Linked DNA regions of Homo sapiens: regions 2 and 3 are each linked to region 1. Evidence: chromatin contacts called from ENCODE Hi-C or POLR2A ChIA-PET data. All regions are on one chromosome and are shown on one strand. The core of a region is the stretch at or near the end of the contact, and the rest is flanking DNA. Distances in the headings are between cores, read along the strand shown. Region 1 holds the start of GPX3 (glutathione peroxidase 3). Region 2 has its middle 22 kb from the start of SMIM3. Region 3 has its middle 14 kb from the start of CCDC69.

What was found. A loop is a pair of places that touch in the nucleus more often than their neighbours do. ChIA-PET counts read pairs that join two places held with the same protein, here RNA polymerase II (POLR2A). Pooled maps may share reads with other maps.
Region 2: a loop to region 1 is called in a pooled map, with 7 times the contacts of the local background. The contact joins the enhancer-like site here to the promoter of GPX3 in region 1. A Hi-C loop is called at or near these places in 1 of 168 maps with a recorded cell type or tissue (heart left ventricle) and 6 of 50 pooled maps.
Region 3: a loop to region 1 is called in a pooled map, with 2.7 times the contacts of the local background. The contact joins the enhancer-like site here to the promoter of GPX3 in region 1. A Hi-C loop is called at or near these places in 1 of 168 maps with a recorded cell type or tissue (gastrocnemius medialis) and 4 of 50 pooled maps. POLR2A ChIA-PET finds 5 or more read pairs at or near these places in 2 of 52 experiments (HepG2 and activated B cell).

Annotation. Positions count from the first base shown.
Region 1 is chr5:151,018,463-151,022,821 of GRCh38, reverse strand. GPX3 (glutathione peroxidase 3) reads right to left here and starts at 2,231. Exons shown (of 5, transcript NM_002084.5): 1 at 2,081-2,231. The coding sequence starts at 2,167. RefSeq lists an enhancer at 1-786.
Region 2 is chr5:150,798,414-150,802,720 of GRCh38, reverse strand. No RefSeq gene overlaps it. Among named protein-coding and RNA genes, the nearest start is that of SMIM3, 22 kb to the right of the region's middle. Within about 2 kb of position 1,445, at least 11 of the 41 ENCODE cell types and tissues checked have a DNase peak (open chromatin) inside an H3K27ac peak, as active enhancers do.
Region 3 is chr5:151,235,801-151,239,785 of GRCh38, reverse strand. No RefSeq gene overlaps it. Among named protein-coding and RNA genes, the nearest start is that of CCDC69, 14 kb to the right of the region's middle. RefSeq lists a silencer at 204-498. Within about 2 kb of position 1,250, at least 16 of the 41 ENCODE cell types and tissues checked have a DNase peak (open chromatin) inside an H3K27ac peak, as active enhancers do; they include gastrocnemius medialis, where a contact is called at or near this core.

The DNA of each region.
Region 1 (4,359 bases), core at 982-3,481:
CTCTCTGCCAGGTTTAGTCACCTAGAAACCAGCAGTTACTAGGATCCCGTGCACGTCAGCAGTTGTCACTCTTTCCGGCTTCTGCAGTCCTTTTGTAGAGACAAGGAGCGTGGGCAGCCTGAAGTTGGACTGGGGAGGTGACGCAGCAAGAAGAGGAGGACCTGGTCTCTTCCCTAGCATCTCCCTTTCAATTGGTAGGAGGAAAACACCTCTCTGGGGCTGAGTCACCTTTCGTCCATTCCATTCTCCACATGCCCCATAACCCTATCTCTTTACCCTGGGGTTGGGGGTAAGGTGAGTGGTTGGGTCCTAACCCAGAGCTAAGACATCTGAACTCTAAGAACTTGGGAGCAGAGATGGGCATGCCCAGGCTTTCATTAGCCAGCAAGTCCTGACTGGTTGTATGTGATATGATCACACCTCACCCTAAAACTTTTCTAGACCATCCCCATCCTATTCTCTCTGAGTCCATTTATCCTTCCCCAGAGTGCTGCAGAGAAGACACAGCTATGATGAGTTATTCATGGAGTCCACGTTCTCCCCACTAGCCTTCTTGAGGCAGGGCCCAATTGTATCTTCTTTGACCTTTCCAAAACTGAAGGTTGGGACTGACTCCACGGTGCTGGCCTGTCTATGGCCCACCCCAAACCTCAATGTTGAAAATCGATCCCATTCCTGACCTGGAAAATGCCTTCTGAGTTGGGGATTATGAACAGGGATGGATAAAAAGGAGGGGACTTGGACGAAGTGGCTTCACATCCATTTAGACTGACTCCAAGGAGAGGCTGATTAATCGGATTTAGGCTGAGGACCGAAAAGGGGTGAGTAACATGGAAGGAACCCTGTGCTTCCAATGGGCTTCCTGAGAAGTGGACAGAATTTTGGAAACGGAATCCTAGACTCATAAGAACTTAATTAAAGTGAAGACCCAGAGGATTTTAGAAACAAAAGCTCAGAGCTTGCAAAAATGTGAGTTATGCATGTTGGGAAGTTGGAGACAGAAATCGCTCGCTTTGAGTCTATCCCTACACCTGGCTTCTGCCTCCTTCCCCACCCACTCCCACTCCCTGGGTAGAGGAGAGGTCTACAGAGCCCACCCCAGTACATACTGTCAAAGGAGATAAGCATGCTGGGTCATCCCACTCCTGGCCTCAGTATCCCCACTCCAGGTGTGGGCCACACACCTGCTGGAAATAGACTGAGGCTCTAGAGAATTCTACCTCTTCTTCTGAATTAGCAGTCCCCAGCTTTCTCCAACTACCAGGTTTCCTCAGGCTAATGAGGACAGTGGGTCCTGGGTAGTGAGGCTGCCCCAGGGGAGGAAATTTCAGAGAACAGCTTGTGGATTTTTCAGCTTCTCCAAGCATCCCCTCTGAGGCCCTCAGCTTCATTGTGCCCCATGCACTCCCACCCCCAAACTCTCCCCTGCAGATGGAGAAACGGGGGTCCAGGAGCAGGTAAGGACTCAGGGTCCTGAGTGTTCTGCACTGTCACTCCAGAGCTCTTTCTAGCACAGATCTCTGCCTCTTCTACCAATGCCCTGAATCCAAGTGGCCATTTCTACCTGCCTGTATCATTCTTGGGGTAGAAGAGCCCCCCACAGCAGTTCTTCAGGACCAGGACCACCCAGCTGCCTCTCTCCTTTCTCCTTGTCTCTCTCCCTGGGAACTTGCACAGCCCACCCAGACGCTGGGCATTTTTTTCTGTGACGCCCTCCCTCTTAGGCCCTACTGAAGGGGAGCAGCTCAGGCACGGAGGTGACATAGATGTAGCAAGGCGACCCTCGAGGTGGCAGTGGGGAGAAAGTGCGAGCTCGGGGAGAGAGACCTTCCTCCCTTAGTCATTCTGCCCGCCTGAAGCACCAGGTCTCGGCTCTCCAACAGATGGAACTACGAGACGACGACGGTCGGGGGCGGGGTCCCGGCGGCGGAGGGGGCGGCAAAAGGGGTTCAGGAGGTCTCTCGCACCTGGGGATTGCCCATCTGGCGGGGAGCCTGGGAAAAGGGGTGCATTGCACTGAGCGCTGGACACCGAGGGGCTAGGTTTTTTCTCCCGGCCCCCGGCCCGGAGGCTCACTCACCTTCGACTTCTCTTGTCCCCGGCTCTGCGAGACGAAGCCGGCCAGGAGCAGGGAAAGCAGGCAGGACGCCTGCAGCAGCCGGGCCATGGCGGGGTGGGGGCACACTCAGGGTCGCCTGAGCCGCTGCCTGATCCCTGGCCACCGTCCGTCTGAGGTGTCCGGCGCTCCCAGCCACCTTTCAAGCCCTCGGGTGTGACCAATCCGCGGCCAAGCCGAGACCCTTGCAGCCAATCGCTAGGCGGCTGGGATTTCAGGGGCGGGCGCGACTTGCCCTCAGCTCCCCACCTCCCCGTCCCGGGGCGACAGTGACATAAGCAAATCTGGGCAGAGAGGTGGAAGTCAGGTCCCTGTGGACGTGGGAGGCGGTCCCTTCCTCTTTTGGCTCCAAAGTGCGAAAGGAGGCAGACACAGCGGTCTCCATTACAGCCAGGGCAAGGGGGCTAATAGCTCCCTAGAACTGATGGAAGTCTCCATTCTGGGAAGCATTTCTTATTCCTATCGAGGTTTTAAAAACACCTGGCGATGGTCCTCTGGAAATTGAGGGTTTAAAATTTCAGCAAGAGCTGAAGTTAAACTTCCAGAAACATTTACTATATATAGGTTTAGTGCTTAAGAAACAAAGAGTGGGTGTCCTGGGATTTTGAAAACCCCATTCTGGGTAGGGCATTAGGACTGTAGGGACAGAGAAGGTGGGGTGCCTTTCCTCCCCATCATAAGGATCACAGCTGACATGCCTGTAGAAAAAGGTTAGCAAGAGAAAAGCATAACGATTTATTTAATTAAAGTTTTCTGTGACATGAGAGTCTTCAGAAATGAAGACCCAAAGACTCAAGGAAAACTCTATTTTTAGGCTTAGATTCTATGAAGACCATGGAAATGCGCAGAAATGTGAGTGGGGAAAAAGGGAATGGTCTAATAGTAATAAACTGAGTGGGAAACCCAGCAAGGCTTGTCTGTTCGTATTCTTCTTGGCCTATCTGTGGCCAAACCACCTGGCTTAGAAGCAGAAAATAAATTTGCTCCCTGTGTAGTCTTTAACATGTTGCAGTTACTCTCTGGGCCTCAGTTTCCTCAGCTATGTAATGATGGGATTGATTAGTGATCTCCAGTGCCCTTCTGGCTCTGGCTAGATGACTTGTTTCTAAAGTAAGTGACAGACGGAGACCAGGAGTCCTTTGAGAATAGGGCCCATAATCACCACCTGGCACAGGGCCTAGCACACAAGAGATGTAAAGTATTTGCTGACTTAATCATTCATTACATTAAAAAAACAAAATCTCCATGGAACACTTAGGATCAGACCAGGCAGTTCTAGGGCTGGGCTGTCTAGGTATGATCCCGTTCACAGATGGGGAATGTGATGGAATCAGTCTCAAATCTCTCTGACCACCAGAGTCAACTGGGAAGCCTTTAATACAGATTCCTGGACCCCACTTTGGAATCACTGCATTAGAATCTCTAGGGGCAGAAGCTGAAAATCTGTCTTCAGACATGTTCTAAGGTTATTGTGAGGCAGTTGGCCTGGCTGTAGCCTTGGTAGTGTGAGTCCTAGGATTAAGTGCCTTCTGGAACTTTCTTCTGACCAAGAAATGCCTTGAGAAACCATACCTTTACTATGATTAAAGGTATTAACATCCCCCTGGGAATTTGGAAGATGTCTCTCAAGTTTTGCATTCTCTACGAAGTCTTCCCACCTCAAACCACAGCCTGTTGAAGTGGAAGGAACCACAGAGGCCAGGAAGTCTTTAGCTGAGTTAAAGCCTGGGAGCATATGAACAATGGCTGACACACAGTAAGTGCTCAATACGTTTTATTCAACCACCTCATTTCCCTGAAGCCTAGAGATGAGGAGCAATTTATCCAAGTTCCCATAACCAACTGATGGCAGGGAGGGAACCAGAATCCAGGTCTCTAGACTCAGTCTCAGGCCCTCTCCATGTTGTTCTGTTGTCTTTTAAGGTTCGTATTTACCCTAAAATATAAACATCTGTGTGCACATCAGTTTGTCAGAAATCCATTGTTCATTAGTATCAGTAGGCATCTAGTGACCCTCAAAATAGGCACCTAGCAACATGTTAACACCATGAGAGATGCTAAAGAGTTGTCTAAAAGCCAAAGTCCCTGCTCTCAAAGGTGTTTCCAGCAGATACCAGCAGGGTGAGGGAAGGGAAGGCACCTAGGGTCACACAAGTGCAGGCTGGCACCTGGCAGCGGGCATCTCTCTACATTTTGCACCCTCTATGTCTCACTTGTCTCACCTTAATCCCAGCCCTGGTGGT
Region 2 (4,307 bases), core at 196-2,695, 220 kb after region 1:
CATTTGCTTTAATTAAATACCTTGTGTGATTGGAACAATTTCAAAGTTGCATTAATGCAACTTGGCCTTAAAAATTTCAAAGGAAATATTATCATTGTCATTTCATTTCACAGTCTCAGTTCCATTCTCTCTCTTTAGCAAGAATTATATAAGGGCCTAATTAAAGTTTTAGCTTACTGAAAGATTTTTAATGTTTTTTGCACCCTTAAAACTTTAGAAAGCAATTTCTGTGAGGAATTAATACTTAAAAATTGAATACTTTGTGTTTTATTAAATAATTGTGGATTCATTAAGAAACATTTTCTAAAAGGAACTTAGTATAGAAGAGATACAAGTTTTATACTTGTTCTAAGGCTGATCCTACAGGATAACAGTAAGGAAATTGCTAATCTCATTACTTCAGTGATTTTTAAAATCCCACATCATTAGGGGCATAGACCATTGGTGTTTTTACATTATTGGCCATCTTATAATTACTACTATTGAGAGCCTCTTCTAAGTCAGACATTAACCAACTACCTTACTTATATTACCTCATTTAATTCTCCCCATGCTCTAGTAGTTATCATCACCATTTTACAGATGTAGAAACTGAAGCTCATTATTGTTAATAATAGATCACATTTTGCTATATTTTACCTTTTCACTTTGCATTCATCACCCCATGTAATAATCATAACAATCCTTTGAAGTAGGTATAATTATTTTCACTCGTATTTTACAGAAGAGGAAATTGAGGCTCAAAGAGTTTATGTTATTTGCTCACGATCACAAAGCTAAGAAATAGTGAAGGTCCTCGCTCTTAGTCTCTGGTTATAGTGTTCCTGGAAAGGGAAGGAGGATGACAGCCAACCTGTAATGCAAAGTATGACTTCTTCCCCACCCCCAGAGAAGATAGGGGCGGAGGTGAGGTAAGTCATGATTAGCGACCTTCAAAATGTTCAGACATTTCCCAAGAAAAAGGAAGTTGATCTCTTCAGTGTGGCCTCAAGAGGGCAGAACTAGCATCCCTGAATCCTTAATCCCACTCTCACCGAGGGAGGAATTCTAACAAAACAGCTAATAAGGGGTGGCTTCAGCAAGACGTGAACCTCCTTTTCACTGGCACGTGGCTCTCAGACTTTAACCTGTTTGTTGAGCACTTACGGATTGTTTTTGCAAAGCAGATACTGAAGAACCAGTTCCAGAGATTCTCGGTCAGTACGTCTGAAGCAGGGCCCTGGAAGCTGCATTTGTAAGCAAATGCTCCTGTGTGAATCTGACACAAGCAGTCCAGGATCACACAGGAGAAATACTGAAAAGGCAACAACTGGCAACCTGTATTATACGGGATGTTGGACTGCATGAGCCCTGTGTTATCGCTACAGTCTCTGAAGCCAGAACTGGGAACATAAAATCTTGATCTGCTAGGAATGTTGTAGGACTGACTCTCACAACTTCGGCAGGCTAACCACTCCATTTGAAAAAAAAGTTATATCGCCATCTGGTGGACTGCCTAAAAGTTATTCAAACTCACCCTAAAAGCACGGAATGATTTTCTCATTTAATTCGGATACACTGCACACTTCACAGACCAGGAATCAAGACTCAGAAGAGTTCAGAAGAGTGTAGGCCACATAGAGCCTGGGTCTCACACCCACCGGTTCCCAGTCTACTACTACGCATGGGCTTGATTTGCTTGCTCAATCACAAAATTTTCCAGGTTTTCCTTTGGCGGAAGATTTAAGTCCCAGACAGCTATCACAGTGAAACAAAGTTCCCAAATACTTCAGTGCAATGTTTCTCAAAGGACAGCAAGTTGCCTTAAAAATGCAGAATTCTTGGCTCCGTCATAGGCCCACTGAAATAGAATCTTTGCAGATAAGGACCAGGATTTTGAGTGGTGGCGGGTGCCTGTAGTCCCAGCTACTCGGGAGGGTGAGGCAGGAGAATGGCCTGAACCCGGGAGGCGGAGCTTGCAGTGAGCAGAGATCGCGCCACTGCCCTCCAGCCTGGGCGACAGAGCGAGACTCCATCTCAAAAAAAGAAAAGCTCCTCAGGTGATTCTGTTGCATACTAAAGTTTGAGAACCATTGCCTTTGAGAAGAAACACTCGATTTATGGATGGAAAGGAAGAAGCTTTCCATCTGCAAATTAAAAATAATCCTTATTAGTGACAACTAATACTAAATACTATTACTGAAACTAAAAGGAAATAAGATTTGCTGTTGGGAGGTAGTACTACAAATTTATTTCCAAACATATTTATCATGAAATGGATGGCTACATGATATAAACAGCTGCATGTACATTTCAGGTGGATCACGTTACACTTTAACATGTACGCACAGGAGTGTGCACACATGTACACACAGTCTCCCAAACTGCATTCCCTTGAACTAGGTAGATATGTATAGAGGCATGCCATTAGAATGTTTGTTTCCAAAGACACATATTTGGTTGAAAAAAGAAATCAGTTTAAGCCAGTTACATTTGAGGTATAACAGAAAAAATTACCCCTGTAAGAAGAAATGGAACAAAATACCACCAAAATAATTTTATTAGTGACAAATTGACAATATATATATTCATGACTTTATTATAGATAATTGTTTTGGGTTGGTGCAAAAGTAATGCAGTTTTTACCATTCTAAAAGTAATGGCAAAATCTGCAATTTTTTTGGTGTTGAGAAGGTGCAATTTTGTATTTTGCTTTTTGTTAACTACCAATATAATAGATAGTGCTCAGTTGCCGTGTTTTATTTCATTGTTTGTACCATATTTACCAGACCATTCCTTTATGTCTGTATAAATATTACAATTGTTTCTCTTTTTTTCTTCTAGTAATTATCAAACTAGTTGGTTATTTCTGGAGTTGGAGTTGGGGAGGGGGAAGTTTGGAAGAAATGTTATTAATGATCTTTAGTTATTGCAAGAAATAGTGTTCTGATTTACCAAACATCCTTTTCTTCCAAAACGTTACTTCTGCTACCTTCAGTAAATGTTAAATGTAGAAAGATGAACTGACACGTATTGGGAGCAGATGGAAAATATGTTCATGTATTGTTCTTACCTATAAGCACACATATATTCTTTACATTTTTAAATGTAAATCATCTCACACAACTAATATAAGCACTAATTTCAATAGATACAATTTTTAAACTTTGTTACATATTATCAGACCGCTTATTTTTCAAAGAGGCCAACAAAACACTATACATTTTCTAACTCAACTATCTCACTTTTTGTTTGTTTGTTTTTTTAGTAGAGACAGGGTTTCACCATACTGGCCAGGCTGATCTCTAATTCCTGACCTCAAGTGATCCGCCTGTGTTGGCATCCCAGAGTGTTCATTATTCTTATAGTATTGTTTCAGCAATACTATAAGCAAAGTTCTCATTCTGTCGCCACCAGTAGACCTCTCTGAGCTCTCCTTGAGGCCACCAGTTCCTTGCCATCTCTATTGCTAGAAGACCATCTGCCTCCCATTAACAGACTTCTTCTTCTGTAATACTGGATCACATGATGGACTTAGAAGTTGAATTGCTAGGATAATAATTGATAGGAATTAATAGATTTTTCTTCCATCTGGATCAATTAAGGTATACTCTGGCAAATGGAAATTAAACATGCTTGCTTTATTTATTTATTTATTTATTTAGAGCCAGAGTCTCGCTCTATTGCCCAGGCTGGAGTGCAGTGGCGCAACCTCGGCTCAGTGCAACCTCCACCTCCCAGGTTCAAGTGATTCTCTTGCCTCAGCCTCTCAAGTAGGTGGGACTACAGGCGCCTACCACCATGCCCAGCTAATTTTTGTACTTTTAGTAGAGAGGGGGTTTCACCACGTTGGCCAGGCTGGTCTCGAACTCCTGTCCTCTGGACCTCCCAAAGTGCTGGGATTACAGGCGTGAGCCACCACGTCCAGCCTAAACATGCTTTAATATGGGGAATTATGTGCTGAAAATCATTAAAAGGATTGGGAGAGCACAGAAGGCAGGGGTTACTAGAATTCCTTCCAGATCAATACTGCAGAACCGGCCATCCTGGGGAGCTACTACTTCCGTAACAAGTGGGAAGCTAGGGAACAAGAAAGCCACAGCCTTGGCTGTGGGCTGCAGGACTGTCCCACCTCAACTGAGATCCAGGCATGAGAAAGCTGCGGGCTTGGCTCCAGATTGTGCTGCAGCTTTGGGATTCACACCAGTGTTGTGATTGTCTCACACCCTGTCCTAGCTCTCCCAGCTGAACTGGGTTCCAAACTAAAACATGGTATGCATGCATCTGAACAGCAAAGCCTAAATCACTTTTGAATCTCTATCAAGTGT
Region 3 (3,985 bases), core at 1-2,500, 220 kb before region 1:
CCAAGGAGGGATCGGGTTGGGTTTGGGGTGAGGGTATGAGGACCTTGTCCCTTAGGGCTTGGGACCTGGATTCCAGTACAGGGACTAGCAGTACTCTGGCACCAAATTTCAGGCAGGAGGCACCATCATCATGCATCCTTTACAGTTTCCAAAGCATTCCATTAGCCGGCTATTTCAGCAAACATTTGCCAGGCAGAGCAATACCAGTGTCCCGGGCTCTGGGATGCAAACAGAATCTGCCTATACTCAGAATACTCACTGTAATCCCGGCGCCTCACACACCGTTGACTGCAGGGATGGAAGAAACGGTTAGAATGCCTCCAACCACCTGTAGTACATCCATGCCGCCAAGAGGGGGCGGCCGCTACCCAACTCAGGCTCATTGTTGCTGGACACACGCCGGCCAGATGTGGCCAGATTTTTCAAGAGAAGCTGGAAATCCACTTTTATGTGAACTCTCCAAATATTTAATGGAGAGCAGATAATTCCGATATTTATTAAAAAAAAACTGCGTGGAACTGGATGTGGTGGTGTTTCACGCCTGTCATTCCAGCACTTTGGGAGGCGGAGGAGGGTGTATCACTTGAGGTCAGGAGTCTGAGACGAGCCTGGCCAAAATGGCAAAACCCCGTCTCTACCAAAAAGTATAAAAAATTAGCTGGGCATGGTGGCGTGCACCTGTAATCCCAGATACTCGGGAGGCTGAGGCAGAAGAATTGCTTGAACCTGGGAGGCGGACGTTGCAGTGAGCCGAGATCGTGCCACTGCACTCCAGCCTGGGCGACAGAGAGAGACTCCGCCTAAAAAAAAACAACAAAAACAAAAACAAAAAAACTCTGCGTGGATCTGCCGAACCTACAAAACTGCAGTGGGCAAACTCTGGTGAAATGTGACCCCAGAGTATGGGATCTTGGCTTCATTCAAAAATGCTAGAGCTTTACGTCATTATTCTAATGCCTTCATTTTACGTGTGGGGAGACTGAGGTCCAGAGAAGAAAAGAGATTTGCCCAGGTTTGTCAAGGCAGAGCCAAGTGTGAGACCCACGCCCCCTGCCTTCTGGTCCAGATGTTCTTGCAGTCGGGGTTCAGGGGAGACGATTCTATAGCTCGGGCAAGGGCATGCCTCAGGGCCAAGGGGGAGCCGGTCGGGCCAAGGGGGAGTCCCGATGGGGCTGAGGAGGTCGCCAGAGCCCAAGGGCAGGAGGGGGAGCGGAAGTTTTATTTTTAGCTGCTGGGAGTGTGCCTCTGCACCTTATTTAGACATCAGGCGACAGGGTGAGCTGGAGGCAGCAGGGCCCGGGGGAGGAGATCACCCCCTCCCGCTCCCTGGCTCCTCTTACAACTGCTCTTCCCAGTCCGCCCCCTTATCATCCTCTCTGGGGGCTCTGGGGCTACTGTAAATAGCAGCCCTTGCTGGCTTGGGCTCTGCCCTCCTGTGCTCTTGCTTACTTGCTTTCTCCTCCATTCCCGCCCCAGCAAACCACCCGACCCGTTCCCCCAAAGACTCTCGGATAATTAGAATCTAGGGCAGTAGGGCGTTTTCTCTTCACCCTTCTGGGGTCACAGATCTCTTTGAGAAGCTGAAGTAATTTATCATGGGGCTTTAGAGCTCCGGTTGTGGAGTCTGGTAGACCTAGGTCCAAATCCCAGAGTAGGACCCTAGGCAAGAGACTTGCCCTCCCCAAACCTGAGCTTTCTCATTAATACAGTGGAAGTGGTAGCCCGTCCGGTCTCCCTTCCGCGTTCTGATGATTAAATGTGATAAGTATACGAAGCCCTTAGCATATCATAGTAAATTCTCAATAAATGATGGTGATGGCAATTCAAGATATAGGCCTTTACCCAGAAAAAAAAAATGAAATTACTCATACATGCACAAGTGTGAATGTAAACTTCATACTCAGTCCAACTAATTCATTCATTCACCCATTTGTTCAACAAATCTTTGCAGTGCTTACTGGAAGCCAGGAATTGAGCAAAGAGTGGGGTGGGGAATGTGAATGTATGTGAATTATCCAGAGTCATGGTGCAAGTCAATAGCAAACCAAGCATCAGAATGGAAGTCTCTATTTTTCAAAAAACAGCTTCATTGGCCGGGCGCGGTGGCTCACGCCTGTAATCCCAGCACTTTGGGAGGCCGAGGCGGGCAGATCACAAGGTCAGGAGATCAAGACCATCCTGGCTAACACGGTGAAACTGTCCCTACTAAAAATACAAAAAACTTAGCCTGGTGTGGTGGCAGGTGCCTGTAGTCCCAGCTACTCGGGAGGCTGAGGCAGGAGAATGGCGTGAACCTGGGAGGCGGAGCTTGCAGTGAGCCCAGGTAGGGCCACTGCACTCCAGCCTGGGCGACAAAGCAAGACTCCGTCTCAAAAAACAAAACAAAACAAAACAAAACAAAAACAGCTTTATTGAGGTATAAGTGATATACAAAAAAACTGCACATAGTTAATGTGAATAATTTGATGAGTTTGGACATATGCATACACCCATGAAACATCACCACAATGAAGGTAATAGACATATCCATCACTTCCAAAAGTTTCCTGTGCCCCTTTGGTTTTTGTTTGTTTGTTTGTTTTCATTTGTTTTTTTTTATGGTAAGAACACTTAACATGAGATCTACCCTCTTAAATTCTTAAGTGTGTAATAAAGTATTATTAACCATAGGCACTCTGTTGTACAGCAGATGTCTAGCACTTATTCATCTTGCATAACAGAAACTTTATACCCACTGAGCAACAACTCCCCGGTACCCTCCCCCATCAGCTCCTGACAACCACCATCCAATTCTCTGCTTCTAGGAGTTTGATTATTTTAGATATTTCTTATAAATGGCATCATGACTGGCTCATTTCACTTAGCATAATGTCCTCCAGGTTCATCCATGTTGTCACAAAAGACAAGATTTCCTTCTTTTTAAGGCTGAATACTGTTTCTTTTATCTTTTTCTTTTCTTTTCTTTTCTTTTTTTTTTTTTTTGAGACAGAGTCTCGTTCTGTCACCCAGGCTGGAGTACAGTGGTGTAATCTTGGCTCACTGCAGCCTCCACCTCCCAGTTTCCAGCAATTCTCCTGCCTCAGCCTCCCGGGTAGCTGGGATTACAGGCCCATGCCACCACACCCACTAATTTTGTATTTTCAGTAGAGACGAGGTTTCACCATGTTGGCCAGGCTGGTCTCAAACTCCTGACCTCAGGTAATCCACCTGCCTTGGCCTCCCAAAGTGCTGGAATTACAGGTGTGAGCCACCGTGCCCAGCCTGAATACAATTTCGTCATATGTGTACACCACATTCTCTTTACCCATTCGTCTGTTGATGGGCATTTAGGTTGTTTTCATATCTTGGCTATAGTGAATAATGCTGTAATGAACACAGGAGAGTAGATCTCTTTTCATGGGATGGCTGGATCATACAGTTCTATTTTTAATTTTTTCAGAAATCTCCATACTGTTTTCCACGGTGGCTGCACCATTTACATTCTCACCAACACTGCACAAGAGTGAAAGTCTCTTGAATCCTACCTAATCCTGACTCCTTTAAAGAATAACTTTTGGTCAGACACGGTGGCTTATGCCTGTAATCCTAGCACTTTGGGAGGCCGAGGTGGGAGGATCACGAGGTCAGGAGATCGAGACCATCCTGGCCAACATGGTGAAACCCTGTTTCTACTAAAAATACAAAAATTAGCCTGGTGTGGTGGTGCCCACCCGTAGTCCCAGCTACTTGGGAGGCTAAGGCAGGAGAATCGCTTGAACCCAGGGGGCAGAGGTTGCAGTGAGCTGAGATCGCACCACTGCACTCCCGCCTGGCGGCAGAACAAGACTCCATCTCAGAAAAAAAAAAAAAAGAAAAGAAAAGAATAACTTTTGCCTCTGAAAAGGGACTACGACGAAGATCTCTTCCAGTCCCAATCAAATCTAAGAGTCCATTCCCTCCAGACCCCTCCTCCAGCAGACCCTTGTACACTTTCTCCAACACACTT